Regions from separate parts of the Homo sapiens genome. Here region 2 is linked to region 1. A link is a loop called in an ENCODE intact Hi-C map of the cell type or tissue named here. Cell type or tissue: body of pancreas. All regions are shown on one strand.

Region 1 (8,000 bases):
CCACGGGAGAGCCGGGCAGAGGCAGGGTGTTGGCCAAGGTCACGGCCCCAGAGACCACAATAGCGTTGTGTCGCTGCAGCCAGGAAGAGCAGGCGACAAGGCCTGAAAGGTGAACTGAGACAGATCCCCCAGGGCTCCGCCCATGCCCTGGCCTCTCAGCTGCGTCTGTAGGCAGAGAGGAGACACTGAAGGGTATTTTTTTCAATTGAATTTTTCTTATTGTGGTTTTAAAAATATGTACATATGCACATAAACTATATATGTATGCATATTTAATATATAATACCATACATTATATATACATTTTGTTTTATATATAACATATTTTATTTTGTTATGCAAATATTTTATATACAAAATATTTAATATAAAATATACAATATTTTATATATAATTTAAATTATATATAATTTGTATATTTTATATGTATTAAAAATATATACAATGTATATTTTTATGTTATAAAAACATAAACATATAAATATACATAACATAAATGTATATATATATAAATTTATAAATATGTATAAATACATAACACAAATATATATATGTATATAACATAAAATTTACCCTTTTATCCATTTTAAGCACAAGTTCAGTGGCATTAAGTACATTCACATTGTCACACTACCATCACCACCATCCATCTCCAGAAGTTTTCCATCTTCCTCAACTAAATTCAACCATTGTAATTCAACTAAACGTAACCATTCTACAATAACTCCCTACTCCCCTCTCCCCAGCCTCTGGCAATCACAATTCTACTTTCTGTCTCTATGGACTGTCCACTCTAGGTATTTCCTGTGAGTAGGATCACACAGTATTTGTCTTTCTGTGACTGGCCTGTCTCCCGCAGCACAGCATCCTCCAGGTCTGTCCACGCCGCAGCATGTGTCAGATCTCCTTCCCTTTAAAGGCTGGATGACATTCCATTGTGTGATACACCACGTCTTGCTTATCCACTCATCCCTCGATGCTCATTGGGTTGTTTTCACTTTTGGCTGTTGTGAATAATGCTGCTAAGAACACGGGTACAAATATCTGTTCAAATGGATGGGTTTTGAGCAGGATAGTGGTTGGAAAAACCCTTTAGAAAGAGCTCCCTGCTGGTGCAGAAGATGATGATGATGATGATAATACAACTAATACTGAATGTGTGCTAGGTGCTGCGCAAAGTACTTGACGTGCATCAACTCATTTAATCCTCACAACCGCCGCATCCTCACACCTACTTTTTTGAGGTTGATGTTGTTATTATCTCCATCTTACTTAGGAGCCAGTGGAACCTACCCAGGTTTGCAGACAGCAGAAGACGGAGCCAGGAACTGCATCTGGACAGTCAGCTTGCAGAGCCTCGGCACTCACACTGTACCACATGGCCTCTCCTGGCAGACTGGGAGGGGTGAGATAATGCATGGAGGCTGTTGCTGGGCCATGGGAATAATACAGGCAGGAGCTGACAAGAGCTGTGAACTGAGCTCAGGAAGCAATAAAGAATAGGCATGTGGCCAGAGACTTGAGATTCTTAGGGAGCGAGATGGACAAGCTCCCCGGAGTGACTGTGGGTATGAGGAAGGGGAGGGGTCTAGGATGACAGACAGCTTTTGAACTTGATCACCTAGGTGGAGAGTGGTGCCATTGACTAAGAGAACATGGGTAAATTGGCAGGTGTAGTGGAAGGGGAAAAGAATGATTCTATCCAGTACCTGCTGAATCTGAGATTCCACAGGACATTTGGATACAGGTGCCCAACTCATATGGTATGAATCAAATTCAACAGAAAGATCTTGTTGGAGACACAGATTGAGAAGTCATTAGCATAGGGGAGAGTTGGAATCTTGGAAGTAGATGAGCTTGTCCATGGATCATGTGTGTGGAACTGAAAAGAAGAGGTGGAAATTGAAACCCAGGAATGGGGAGTTGAAAAGCTGGGGCAGTGAGAACACACTAGGGCTTATAAATTTCAGAACTGACATGACAGCAGAGAGTGGGTGAGGCCCCACTGCATTGCCACACGTGCATTAACCTGCACTGTGCTCCCTTCTGGGGGAAAACCAATGGTTAGGGACTGGTTCAACAAAGAGGGGACAGCAGGCATTTGGTGGGAAGCATCAGAAGGGTAGAAGGATATGGAAGCCAAGGTGGGGGAAATATTTCTGGAAGGATGGTATCAAATGCCTCAAAGAGATCAAATTAAATGGGACCAAAACAGTGCCCACTGACTTCTGCAGGCAACATTGCTGGTGACCTTACAAAGGGACATTCTTTGGAAAGGGTAGGAGCAGGGGCCATCTTGCCCCGGACTGAGGCATAAAGGAGAGTGTGGGTGTACATGGAGTATAGACGTCAGGAGAAGTGTGCATCCGGGGACTAGGGGAACAGGCAGTAGTTCCTAAGGCCTGGCCTGCGGGAGGCCAATGGAAGATCTTGAGCTCATTCACAGTTAGAGAGACAAAAACCAGTGCAGAAAGGTGGTCAGGGGGACCAGGCCTGGGAGGTCAGAGGACAAGAGGAGGAGCTCAAGTTTACGAGCATTCCCCTTCAGTAGAGGAGGGCTGCCTCAGACCAGAGAGGAGAGTGGCTGGGCAGGCACTGCACAGGGCCATGGGGAAGCCACAGCCTTTGGAAAATGCAATCTCTCAAAGCTGATCTTGACACAGCGAGGCTGGGACACACACATCGGAAATGGCAAAGTCCTTTTGGGAAGTTATTTGGCAATGGATATAAAGTTAGTTTTGGAAATTTACCCAAAGGGTAAATGAAAGAAAAAGCATCCGTACAATTATGCTCCCGGCACATTATTTACAATATTATTTTTAAAAAGCACATGTGGCTAATGGCATGGAAACGAGTTAAGTAAATTATGGAACATATGCTCAATGGATGGAATATTATGAGGTCATTAAAGTTATAATTACGAAGCTTATAGCTACACAGAAACATGGTTATGATAGTAAATGGAAAATCCGTCCTAAAATTGTATGTATACTCTAATTGCAACTATGTGAAGTATGCTTTCCCATGAAAGTACATTACAAGAGAATCCCTAAACTGATACTAGCTGTTGGCTGGAGATAATGGTAAGATTATGGCTGACATTTTTTTTTTCTTTTTCTATTTGGAAAGCTTGTTTTGAATCCTAATGCTACAGTTCTCATTAAAACAACAAGAAGAAAAAGTAGCCTTATATCTTATTAGCTATTACCCTATTTAAAACAGAACATCACTGGATTTTTTCCTCTCTACCTGATAGTATCGAGGCCTAATAGAATGGATTTTATGTGGTGTGGCCATTCCATTCAAAGCTCCTCACCTCTGATGTTGAGATTGAGTGTCGATGGTAATGGGTGTCTCCTTCCCGCAGTCCAAAGTGTGCTTGGATGCTTCTAATAGAAAAGATGCTCGCTAAACCTTCAACAACATTCCCAGCCCAGGAGCCATGCCGGGATGGGTTGCGAATGGCAGGCAGGGCAGAGACAGCCGTCCTTGCCAGTCCTGTATCCAGCACACGGGTACGTAGCTTTCATTCTACTGGGGCATGTCCCTGGAGGAGCCCACTAGCAGCTTGTCATAGAACCCCTACCTTCCTCGCGCCCAAGTCTTAGGATAGACTGCAGTCCTAAGCCTCAGCCTCTTAATATTTTTCTTCTATTTTGAGTTAAATTATCTCTATTTTTATCTTTTTTGGGTACACTAACATTTAGAGAGTTTATGAATGGTTCAAAACATTGATACAAATAGGCATTTTGAAATGGCAACTCAAAGTCAAATGGTAGCCATTCTATGCTAGGGACAGAGCAACATGGGGTGGAAGAAGTGGATCCCAGCCTCCCATCTGCAAGAATTTCCCTTCATTAGAAGAAGCTGCTGTTGGCTGGGAGCAGTAGCTCATGCCTGTAATTCCAGCGCTTTGGGAGGCCAAGGCAGGTGGATCACTGGAGCTCAGGAGTTCGAGACCAGCCTGGGCAACATGGCGAAACCCCATCTCTACAAAAAATACAAATTAGCTGAAAGTAGTGGTGCATGTCTGTGGTCCCAGCTACTTGGGAGGCTGAGGTTGGAGGATCGCTTGGGAGCAGCAGCCGAGGTTACAGTGAGCTGTGATGGCAGCACTGAACTCCAGTCTGAGTGACAGAATGAGACCCCATCTCAAAGAAAGAAAGAAAGAAAGAAAAAAGCTGCTGCTGCTTTTTTCTAGTACCCTAGCTCTGGCTTCTAGTCTTCTCTAATAATTTACCTCTTTCATTGAAAGGAATCAATGCAATAGGCGAGATAATTATAGGCTCAATGTAAGCATAAGAAAAAATCAGAATTTAGAGATTCATCTGCAAAAGATGGATTAGAAAGGATAATTAATATGCCTGATGTTTTCAAGAGGCATTAAAATGCGCATGAATCACTAGATTAAATCCAGGAGTGGGGCAGGAATTGCATCCTCTTCCTCCTGGTCTCTGTGCGCCTAGTTGCTTATTCGGTTGTAAACTACTCCATCTTGTGGCTAAACTAGGGTACTAACAGAGATCAAGATGCTCTTATTTTCAACCAAAAATCACTGTATTTTCCCCTCTTAAAACTTATGCATAGGTTTTAAGAAATCCAAGCCATTTAAGAATTATGAACAAGCTTTAAAAAATTCCAAGCATATATAAATGAAGAAAGTAAACATTATCCATAATCTCGTTATCTAGACTTATCCACACAGACATATATTTTTAGGCAAATACAGGCACATAACATGCATACTGCTTTATATGAGAACTAGTTACAATTTGCCTTTTTTCACTTCAAATGAATCACTATGTTAACACAATTCAGGAATCAGGGCTGGTCAGTATTTGATAAAATTAACAGGTTGAACTTTTTAGTTGCTATTGTAAATGGAAAAATCAGGAAATCTATAACTTTGGACAGGAGAGTTTTATTTCTTATAAAGGGTTACAGACTATAAGGTGGGCATTCCGATATGCTGGGAGGTGTAGCCTCCAGCCAAAGCCATAAAGGCAGGCACTTGGAGGGAGGGAAGGAGAAGACAGGAATTTCAGCTTAACTGGTATACATATTCAACAGGATATGGGAGGAGCCATGAATATTCATGAAAGGGGGTCTTGCACATGTGTGATAAGCAAACATGCATGTTATATACATCCCAGGGTCTCCTTGGGGTGGAGACGTAACATTTAAATGCATTATAATTAGGCCCTATATGTCAAAAGGTGAAGCAGGGCGTCAACACACCCAAGTGGTCGGCCTCTGTAAACCAGCCAGAACCAGTCCATGGCCTGTGATCTCTTATCAGGAGAAAGTTACAGAAATCAGTCTCTTGTCCAATCAAAGCTGTAGTTATGGCTGGTGGAAAGGGGGTGAGTTAGTCAGTGTCTGGTGGTGGATGAGCTGCAACTAGTTCAACATTGCTTATGTCAAGGCCAATGCTGGTTTAGCTGCTAGAGAGAACAACCTCTGGCAGTTAGAACCTAGTTTATTCTTTAAATGTTGGGTGCATGACTTAACCCTTCCCTGCCATGGCCTTAGGTCTTGTTTATAATTTGGTACCATAATGAGTTTGTTCTGTCAGTCTTATGGTCTCTATTATAACATTAATGCCGGGCAGTTTTGTCTAAACTGCAAAAGGGAGAAGGTATTATATAATGAGACAGACCTCCCATCCCGTTATGGCCCAGAATTTTCTTTAAGGTTTCTCTGGGGCCCCCTTGGCCAAGAGGGAGTCCACTCAGCTTGCTGGGGGCTTAGGGTTTTATTTTTAGTCCTCACTCTACGTATTTTCATAGCAGTTAGGGTAACCACAGTCTCCTTGGGCCTGGGCCTCCTGATCTGTTAAAGCCAATGAGGGGCGGGCGTCAGAGATTGCACACCAGTGGACCCCAAATCCCCCCCGCAGACCTTCTGGCTTCCAAGGTGCCCAGGGTCTTACAATGCTCCCTGCATTTGTTGCCTGCCTGGGGAAGCATATGGCTTACAACAGTGGGATTAAATGATCCCTAAATTCCCCGCCACTTGAGACATTGAGTTGATGCTGTTCCTGTCCTGAGAACATTTAATAAACTAGAGAAGTGGTTCTCAAAGTGGGGTCCCTGGACCAGCAGGATCAGCATCAACTGTGAAGTAGTGAGAAATGCAGATTCTGAGGCCTTCTCTCGGGTGTCCTGAATGACCTGGGGGTGGGACCAGCCACACGTCTTGGGCCCTCCAGGTGATTGTGATGCACACATAACTTCCAGAACCACTGATGCAGAACATCAATGAGATCACCCCTTTCTTATACATGTATCTTTCACCCTCCCACTACTAATTTTCACAATCTTATCTCTACACAGATTAGGCTACTGCGATTCAACTGATCACAATACAATAAATCCAGAGTCGGGCTCCTTTCCTCCAGCTCCACTGCTAGCACCGAGGGCCAAGCCACTGCCATCTGTCACCTGACTCGCAGCAGCCACCGCCCTGGGCTCCCTGCTTCCATTCCCACCCCCTGCAGTCAGCTCCGCTCAGAAGGCTCCCATGGCTTCCCTCTCACCCCAGGAAACACTGCTGCCTTAAATAACGTCAGGGCCTTATAGGCTGCCCTTTGGCCTCTCTGACCTCATCTCCTACTACTCCCCTGTTCTCTCTGCTTGAGATGCATTTGCCTCTTCCTCATCCCACCACAGGGTCTTTGCATTAGCCGAGCTCCCTGCCGAGAGCCCTTGGATCCCATATGTGCACGTTGCTTGCCCTCTCGCTGCCTTCACACCTCTGCTCAAACACCACTGCGGTGTCGAGGCCCCGCGATCACTCTATTTAAGTTGCAACCTCTTCTATCTTGAGAACTCTTAATAAACTAGAGAAGTGGTTCTCAAAGTGGGGTCCCTGGACTAGCACCCCTCCACATTCCTCCTTCCCTCCTTCCTGGTGCTTCCTACAAGGGAGAACATCAGGTACTTGGCTCAGTTTAAGGTTTATTTCCCCAGCTGGAACTTGAAGAACATGAGGGCTGGGCTTTTGATCTGCTCCAGGGACATCCTCAGTGCCTAGCACAGGGCTGCGTGGGGGCAGTGATCAATAAGCGTTTGCTAGATGAATGAAAGAAACAGATGCTTATTAGGGGCATGTGCGCCCTGATGTGGGGGGCCCGTGACTGAGGGCAACCCCACTCCCATGCTTTTGCCAGCTTGCATCATGCTTCACCACCTGTGCGTGCTTGGACTGCCCAGGAGGGCCCTGGGAGACGCTCTCACAGCCCCTGCCCCGCCGAGGTTACCTCCAGGCCCGCAGGGCTCTTTCCCATCCAGTGAATCTCAGATTCTGAGTCCTCCCAGCACAGGGCTCCAGGCTGCCACACCCGGTTAACCCATCCATGGGCAAGGCCCAAGACTCGGCCAGTGAGAGGCTTCGTCATACATAGAGGAAAAGAAACATATTATTTGGTTTGTATCTGGAACATCTCCCAGGCACCTTGAGTTGTCACACCAGCCTGATCTCATCATTCTTTTTATCTGTTCTGAAACATAAAACCACCAGTCTCCGTTCTCTCTAGGATAAAAGTAACAACTCTTACTCTATAAACACCTGTAGCAGCTTCTATGGCTGCTGTGATGGATTACCACAGGCTTAGTGGCTGAAACCAGCACGATGTCTGATCTGATGACACCTGAGGTGCAGCCTCGCTGGGCTAATAGCAGGTGTGGGCAGGCTATGCTCCCTTCTGGAGGCTCCCAACACCTTCACAGGGAGGCTAGGAATCTATTTTGAGGTTAAATTAAAAATATAGAATATGAAGGAGACTCAGATCTAAGAGTTACTGTGTGCTTATTGAGCTCAGAAGTTAACCAAATAGCTTAAGATTATTCTAAAAGACTTGAGAGCTATTAATATAATGAAATGGGTCACAGCCACATACTAGGTGTGTTAGAAATGAGAAATACCAGGCTGGGCACAATGGCTCATGCCTGTAATCCCAGCACTTTGGGAGGCCGAGGCGGGCGGATCACTTGAGGTCA
Region 2 (8,000 bases), 130 kb before region 1:
GGTTGGCATCTGAAATGGGGGTGGTAGTCTTGTGGGACCGAGCCCTCAACCTGTGGGATCTGACTCTAACTCCAGGTAGGTAGTGTCAGTATTGAATTGAATTACAGGACACCCAGCTGCTTTCCACTAGAGAGTTGCTTGCTTTTTTGTTGTTTTTTGTTTTTTTCCAGAATGACCAAATAGCCATTTTCTCAAAGAACTTTCCACCCTTGCCCAAAAAGAACAAACCTTGGCTATCAGCAGGTTGACAGTGCAACTCTAATGCCTCTGTGTCTTCAGCATCTACCATGGACTCAGCCTTGGACTAGATCTTTTACATGTATGATATTTTTTATTCCTCACCGTGGTCTTCTGGCTGGGAGTATTTCTGCCATTTCAGAGATGAGGCAGGTGGGATACAGGAATGCCGTGTCACTTGCCCAGAAACCCACAGAGAGCGAGGTACCCTGGGGTTCAGACTGTCCTGTTTCAAGCACATACTCCACATCCCCTGTGTTTCCATAAGAGCAGAAACTGAGCACTGGGCACTCCTGCAACTGTGAGGGTTCTGGGACCAAAGTTCCCAACTACATGAACAAGGGAGCTGAGCAGTGTTGAAAATACTTAACGCAGAAGGTATTTTTAGTCCAAAAAAAAAGCACTCACCATGACTTGTGTGCAGGGAAAATACACCCAGGGCTCAGAATGGCAAAGTAAGAATTGATCTAGGTATTTGCTGCTCATCTTGGTCATCAGAACATCCTAGGGAACCTTTGATTTTGTTTCACCCTGACCTTGGGGACTACAATTCAAGATGAAAAGGTGGCAGATTTGCAGGAGTAGTTACAAATAGGAGGACACTTCTGAGACTTCCTTGTGTCTCATTTTTAAGGCAAGAATCTCCCAAGGATCCCGTGTCTGCCTCCAGGGTTATTATCATGGTCAGCCAGTTTCCAGCTCTTGCATAAGGCCCTACAAAGACAATTTAGCTGTGAAGCTGCCCAGACTTCACACAGAGTCCAGGGTTTGGGTGAACCATAGGACTAGAGAGAAGATGCAAAATAATAATAATAATAATAAATCAATGGGTTGGGCACGGTGGCTCACACCTGTAATCCCAGCACTTTGGGAGGCCGAGGCAGGCAAATCACCTGAGGTCAGGAGGTCAATATGGTGAAACCCCATCTCTACTAAAAATACAAAAATTAGCCAGGTTTGGTGGCACAGCCCTGTAATCCCAGCTACTCAGGAGGCTGAAGCAGAAGAATCGCTTGAACCCAGGAGGCGGAGGTTGCAATGAGCCAAGATCACACCACTACACTCCAGCCTGGGTGACAGAGTGAGACTGCATCTCAAAAAAATAAAACAATCAAGCAGTGCTGATCCTGCGAGTCTCAGGGAAGGAGACCAGAACCAGATATCTTGGTATCTTAGGAAATCAACGTTCGTTAAAGGTTCAAGTAAGGCCAGATAGGATTATGAAAGTGGCACACTGCAAGTCAGAGAAGACTAACTGGCTGGAGTGATTTAGCAGCATCCTAATAAAACCAAAACAAAACACCTGGGCACCCAGCTGTGACCCATGTTATTGCAACAGTCTCCCAGTTGTCATCTTATCTTTAGTCTTTCCAGCTTTGCTACTAACTTTCAGGCTCTAGACTTCCTGAAGTCTTTTGTCTTATTCAGGCATCACTATGGCCTGAATATTGGTGTCTCCAAAGCTCATGTGTTGGAAACTAATACTCAATGTGATAGTATTAAGAGATGGGGCCTTTGGGAGGTGAATGAGATTGGTGCCCCTGAAAAGAGGCTTGAGGGAGTGCCCCTTCCCTTTCTGCCATGCGAGGACACAGCAACAAGGCGTCACCTAAGAAGCAGAGCAGGAACCCTCACCAGACACTGAATCTACCTAAACCTTTATCCTGGACTTCCCAGCATCCAGAACTGGAAGAAATAAGTTTCTGTTGTTTATAAATTACCCAATCTAACACATTTTGTTACAGCAGTCTGAACAAACTGATATAGGAGTATTGGGTATTGGATCCTGGGCTTAATATGTATGGTCTTGGTGCAAATTTTGGCAAGAACTTAGGCTTATACACCGAAAGAGCAATAATACTTTATTTAAAATATATACAAAATTATTACTTTGAAACATATATATTACTGTCCAACATACATCATATAACACTGATTGATGTAAATTTTGGTACCTTCATTTATTCAGTTGTGATTTCCCTTTTGTTCAAGGCTCCTGAAGAAAATTATCTGAAATGCCCACCAGAGGGGAGGTGCCCATGGGCTTGGTCCCCTTGGTGACTTGGCTGTGCTGTTGGGCACTACTGAGGCCCTAGAGCCCTGCTCCATGGAGCTGAAGGCAAATCCCCACCTTGCTGGGGGACCTGGGGACACAGAATTGATGGAACCCACCTCCGTCGGTCACACATCAATTGCTCATCTTCTCCCTCTCTCTCCATCTGGGTATAAACAGGGAGGGAGGTGAGGGGGAACAAGTGTCAGTTATCTTCTTAACCCTCCTCTGGGCTGAAGAGGAGGGTTAAGAGAAATGATGTTTTCCCTTTCACCCCCCTTTCTTCTCTGCCCATGTTACCACTACTGCGGGAAGAAAGTATGAGAAGGAGGAGCTGGCTCTTAATGCAGTTTAGAAAGAAACGGGAAGTGAAGCAAAAATGGGGCTTCTGTGCTCTTAGGCTGAATTTGAGTTACCATGATCCTGAGATAAATCAGACAACTGCTTTTGGGCATGGCCTATGATGCCTCATTCATCACTATCTCCCGCACAGTGCCTTACACCTAGTAGGCACTTAATGCATGCTCTTTGCATGGATGAATAAATGAATGCAGGGGATCTGATGACTACAGACAGAAAACACACATTTCAGAATCAGAGTGTTTGAGAGATGAAAGGGGACATTGGAAATCATCTAGATCTGCTTCCTCATTTGGCATATGGGGAAACTGAGGCCCACAGAAATGAGAAACGATCAAGGTCAAATGACTAGTTCCTGATAGAGTCAGACCTGGAATCAGATTTTCTAAATCTCTCCTTAAATTTCCCACCCTCTTCAGATCTGGAACAATAAAGAGAGCTCAGTGGGCTCAGTGCTATGCCCTGGACTCAGGACCCTCATATGCCAGTGTGGGGACCCCTGGTGGTGGCCGAATAGAGCACAAGCAGAGAAGCCCCCTTTGGGCAACTTCACTTCTGGGATCTGGTCCCAGTAGGTAAACAGGATGGCAGCAGTGGATCTGAATGAGGTAGGAGGAACACAGAGACCAGTGGGGACCCCGAGAATTGGGCTCGTTGGTGTGGCACCTGCAGCGGGTCCAGTGCTGAAGTGGATTTGGTGGGTTGAAGGGCTCTGGAGCTCCAGGGTGTCCAAAGGAAATGTGTAAACTAAGCCCAGCCTGCTCACTGCTGACACTGAAAGCAGGTCACTACAGATGCTTGCTCAGCGGGTGAGCTATAGCACACTGGATATGGATGGGAGGAAAACGAAGGGAGGCAGGGAGAGGGGTGGAGGAAAGAGGGAAGGGCCAAGGGGCTCTCCAGCAGACAGGGAGGCCTAGTGGCCTCAGGGTGCAGGGACGGGGTGGGCCCAGCAGGTGGGGGGCGCTGGGGACATGCAGGAGTTCCCGGATGTGCTTCTCACTTCAGCTGGGCTGCCCAGGACCTTCTCTGGGCTTCAAGCCTCTGAGGCCTCCCATGCGTCATTGCAGGGAGCTCAAAGCACAGAGGCTCACTCTGCTTCCCCGTGTGATTTTGGTTTCTTTCTAGAAAAGATACTTAGGCATGGGAAGAAATGCACATCTGATCAACATAAAGAACCTCATGTGAGTCCCCACACACCACAAACATCAATAGCTGAAGAACCCTGGTGTCAAACAAAATGAATGAACACCCAGGAGCTCACACCTACTGGGGTTTCTCAGGGTTTCTCTTGAGCAGGTGCAGAGAGGGCTCGCAGGGCAGGTTGAAGCTCTTGTGACTGACCAGTCCTCCTGCCCCACACTCAACCAGCTTCATTCCCTGTTGCCCTCCTCCTCCCTTTCTGCCCAACTTCTGCACTCCCCAGCCCACTCCATTTTTGACTTAATGACGTTGCAGTTCCCATCAGCCCCATATTTGGCTCTCTGCAAAGAGAAACAAAAATAATTCATCGTGCCAAAATTTGAAATTTGGGAGCTGCAGCTCATCTGATTACAAATGAGTACCTTTGTGCTTAAATTGCCACCACAAAGTGCAGACTATGACCAACATGCCAGGGAACAGAGCAGGACAGATCCACCCTGGGACTGGGGCTCAGCTGCCCCTTCTCTGTGGCCCCCTGACCCCCTAAACCGCAGACTGGTTTTCATTGCACACGTAGACTGTGCTTGGCTGGATTCTCCTTCGGATCCGCTCAGGCACTTTGGGGAGGATTTGGAAGGTCTGGGGCAGCAACTCTATGCAGGCCTCGCGGAATTTTTTGATTCTCCAGCAGTAGACGATGGGGTTGAAGACGGACTTGAGGTAACTGAGCCACAGGACGCAGGTGCTGGTGGCGTAGAAGGAGGAACCGCAGTAAAAGCGCTGGCTAAACACAGACAGGAGGCTGTAGACGGAGTGGGGCAGCCAGCAGAGGGAGAAGCCCACGAAGAGGATCAGGATGGTGGTGAAGGCCTTGGTCTTGAAGCTCAAGTCCACGCTGACCTGTTGCTGCCGCTGCAGGCGCCGCAGGCCCGCCCTGGTGAGCTGCCGCAGGTCCAGGCTGTCCGACTGGTTGTGCACGCGCACGGCGTTCTTGCGGACCGTGTTGAGGATGCACATGTAGGCGCACAGCATGACGCCAAAGGGCGCGAAGAACACGGCCACCACCAAGGTGACCACGTAGGCGCGGTCAGCGGGGAGCTCCGTGTAGCCCAGCACGCACTGTGGGGCCCGCGCCGGCACCTCCACCAGCGTCCAGCCCGTGAGCGAGGGCCCCGCGATGCAGAAGGACAGCACCCAGGAGACCGCGATGATCACCTTGGCCCTGCGCGGGTTCAGCTTGTCCTGGCGCTGGACGATGATGAGGAAGCGGTCCACGCTGATGATGAGCAGGATGGCCACGCCCTCCAGGACAAAAAACCAGTAGAGCGTGGCTGAGAGGCGGCAGAAGTGGTCCCCAAAGTGCCAGCGCACGGTGATGAGGGTGACGGCGGTGAAGGGCATGCAGCAGAGGGACAGCATGATGTCGGAGAAGGCCAGGGTGGCCAGCAGCAGGTTGATGGCCGAGCGCATAGCCGGCCTCTGGTACACGATGATGCAGACCACAGTGTTGCCCAGGAACCCCACCACGGTCATCAGCAGCATCACTATGGCCAAGGAGATCCTGAGGGGTGCGGGCAACTGGGTGGACCCCGAGTCTGAGGCGTTGCTGGTGTTCAGCAGCAGGTATGTGTAAGCCTCAAGGGACGTGCTGTTGCAGGCCATCGTGGAGAGACCCTTGGAGCTGGGACAGAAATGGCCGGGAGGGCTCCCCTCAGCACTTGGGTGGCTGCCATTCTTTGTCTGCTGGCTGCATCTTCCTGGATGTCTGTGGACCTCTGGGGCACTGGAATGGTCTTGGGGAGAAATGTCCGTCTTTGTGAGCACTAGCTGGGATTTGCGATTCATGGATCACATCCTAAGCATCTCTGTGGAGAGCGACTCTGTGCACAGCTTCGTGCTTGGACCCTCTGTAGTGGACAGCAAGCAAAAGTACAAAAGAGAAGGGGGTTAGAGTTTCCAAACGCGTTGAAGAAAGCACGCGTTTAAGCTTTACAGGTGTTTCTAAACAAGTTTATTTACCACGTGGGACAAAGCTTGATATTCACAAATACTGTCTGAGTCTTGTCAAGCAGCCCAGAAAAACCTAATCAGCTATCTTCTGAGGAAACTGAGGAAGTACACTTTGTAGTTAGTGTTTATGTAATAACTTGAGTTTTCAGCAACCTGTCGGAATGAAGCCTTGGTCTAGCCAACTAACGTTAGAATCCTGCTCCACAAGAGAAAGGTTTTGCTTGTTTCATTCTCTGCTATCTCCCAGTACTGACAACAGTGGCTGGCATGCAGTAAGTGTCCTTGTTGAGGACACTTGGATGCTTGTTGAGTAGATGAATAAGTGATAGTTGATGCTGCTGCTATAATATTTGTTTAGCTTTAAAAAACCCCACTTCATCGAGGAATGACTGACATGTCAAAAGCTGTACAAATTTACATCTCAATATACCAGAAACCCATCACCACCAAGGCCAAAAACATATCCCACTCCCCCTGCCAAAGCTCTCTCCTGCCATTTTTCTAGTATTATCATTTTGTTTTGGTGGTAAGAATACTTCACCTAAGATCTGCCCTCTTAGCAAATTTTAAGTATACATTTTTAAGTTTTAATTTTTTAAAAGAAATTGTAAGTCTGTTTGTTTAACTTTATTTGATAAGTGTAAATTCACATGGATAAGTGTAAATTCACATGGAGTTATAATAATAAATACTATGGTGAAATTCTGTGTGTCCTTCACCCAGTTTTCCCTAATGGTAACATCTTGGATAACTGTGGGGCTGCTATACTATTACTTCTGGAAGCACAGACTGGGAGAAGGGAACTTTCCCCAAAGGTAAGGCCTTTTAAAATACAATGTTAGCTGGGTGCAGTGGCTCATGCCTATAATCCCAGCACTTTGAGAGGCAGAGACAGGAGGATTGCTTGAGGCCAGGAGTTCAAGACCTGCCTGGGCAACATAGAGAGATCCCATCTCTACACACACAAAAAAATGAGCCAGGCTTCCATCTATAGTCCCTGCTACTCAGGAGGCCGAGGCAGGAGGATTGCTCAAGCACAGAAGTTCGAGGCTGTCGTGAGCTAAGAAGGTGTCACTGTACTCCAGCCTGGGTAACAGAGTGAGACCCTGTCTCTTAAAAAAAAAGTAAATGAAATGAGCTTTTATTCCTTACATTCTTGATAAACTTGCTTTCACTTTCAAAAAGATAAATATAATTTTAATTTTGTCTCACTGATGTGGCAAGAGTGTGTTCAGTAGCTCAGGTCTGAAGTCACATCGCCTGGGCTGGGGGAAATCCAGCCTGCGCCATTTATCCACCCTGGACATCTGGCTGTTGGATGCACCTCTTCTTGTAAGAAATTTCTCTTTTCTAAATTCCTTGTGGTCATTGTTACAGATAACTCACACTGAGAGGAATGTGGGCAATGTAAGAAGCCAGGAGGCCTCAGAGCAGGCTTAGAGGACCTGGGAGTGGCAGTGTCTTGGTGATGCTATACTTCAGTTTAGACCCAACCAATCCTTGGTCTTCCTTCCCAAACACACCCAGAATGGGTTCATCTCTCAGTGGTGGGCACCAGTATCCAAACTTTTTCTGAGCTATAAAAATCAGAAACCTGGTGTGTTAATTTATAAGTGGGAATTATCTCTCATTCAGACCAAAATTATGACCCTTCTTCATCTCAATTTTCTGATCTGTGAAATGGAGGTAATTACATATTTACCTCCAGAGTTGGTAAATATAATGTGCAATGTCTGGTAAAAGAAGGGCATTAATAAATTAACTCCATCTCCCTCACTGTTTCAAGTTTAGGGGTTTCTGTCTCTTGGATTAAACTGCAAATTTGTTCATGGCAGGAACCATGACATGCATGTAGGAAGCCCTAATGGATTAAGCTCCTCTTGGAGCACAGAATAAAGGACCACTGAGAAAAAACACAGTATCGTGCATCCATGTGCCTGTCAATCTTAGCCGATAGTGAATCCTTCATCTGCATTCCTCTCCATGCTATAAACTTAGATTTTCCCCACAATGATAGTTACAGAGAGTGATTTCATGCTTAATTAAAGGAACAAATAGTGCAAGGTATTTTTTTTAATGTATATGTCTTGTGGTTGAATCTGATTAAAATTCTTTTGGCTTCTGGACAACAACCTGTCTTAGGTATTTTAATTTAGCATTTTGGTCACAGTCCTGTTGTTAATATCTGAATCAACAG

Evidence for each region. A loop is a pair of places that touch in the nucleus more often than their neighbours do. Peaks named below come from ENCODE experiments on the same cell type or tissue, not always from the same donor. Only the 100,000 strongest peaks of a DNase experiment are listed, where the experiment ranks them.
Region 2: a loop joins it to region 1, with 3 times the contacts of the local background. A loop is called at or near these places in 108 of 110 quality-filtered maps.

The regions. Positions count from the first base shown.
Region 1 is chr2:105,111,173-105,119,172 of GRCh38, reverse strand. No RefSeq gene overlaps it. Among named protein-coding and RNA genes, the nearest start is that of MRPS9-AS1, 12 kb to the right of the region's middle. RefSeq lists an enhancer at 1-402. In body of pancreas, a CTCF peak has its summit at 4,506 (motif pointing left); no DNase peak of the experiment used is centred here.
Region 2 is chr2:105,239,314-105,247,313 of GRCh38, reverse strand. It overlaps GPR45 (G protein-coupled receptor 45), which reads right to left and starts at 5,571. Exons shown (of 1, transcript NM_007227.3): 1 at 3,847-5,571. The coding sequence starts at 5,455. The coding sequence ends at 4,337. In body of pancreas, no CTCF peak of the experiment used is centred here; no DNase peak of the experiment used is centred here.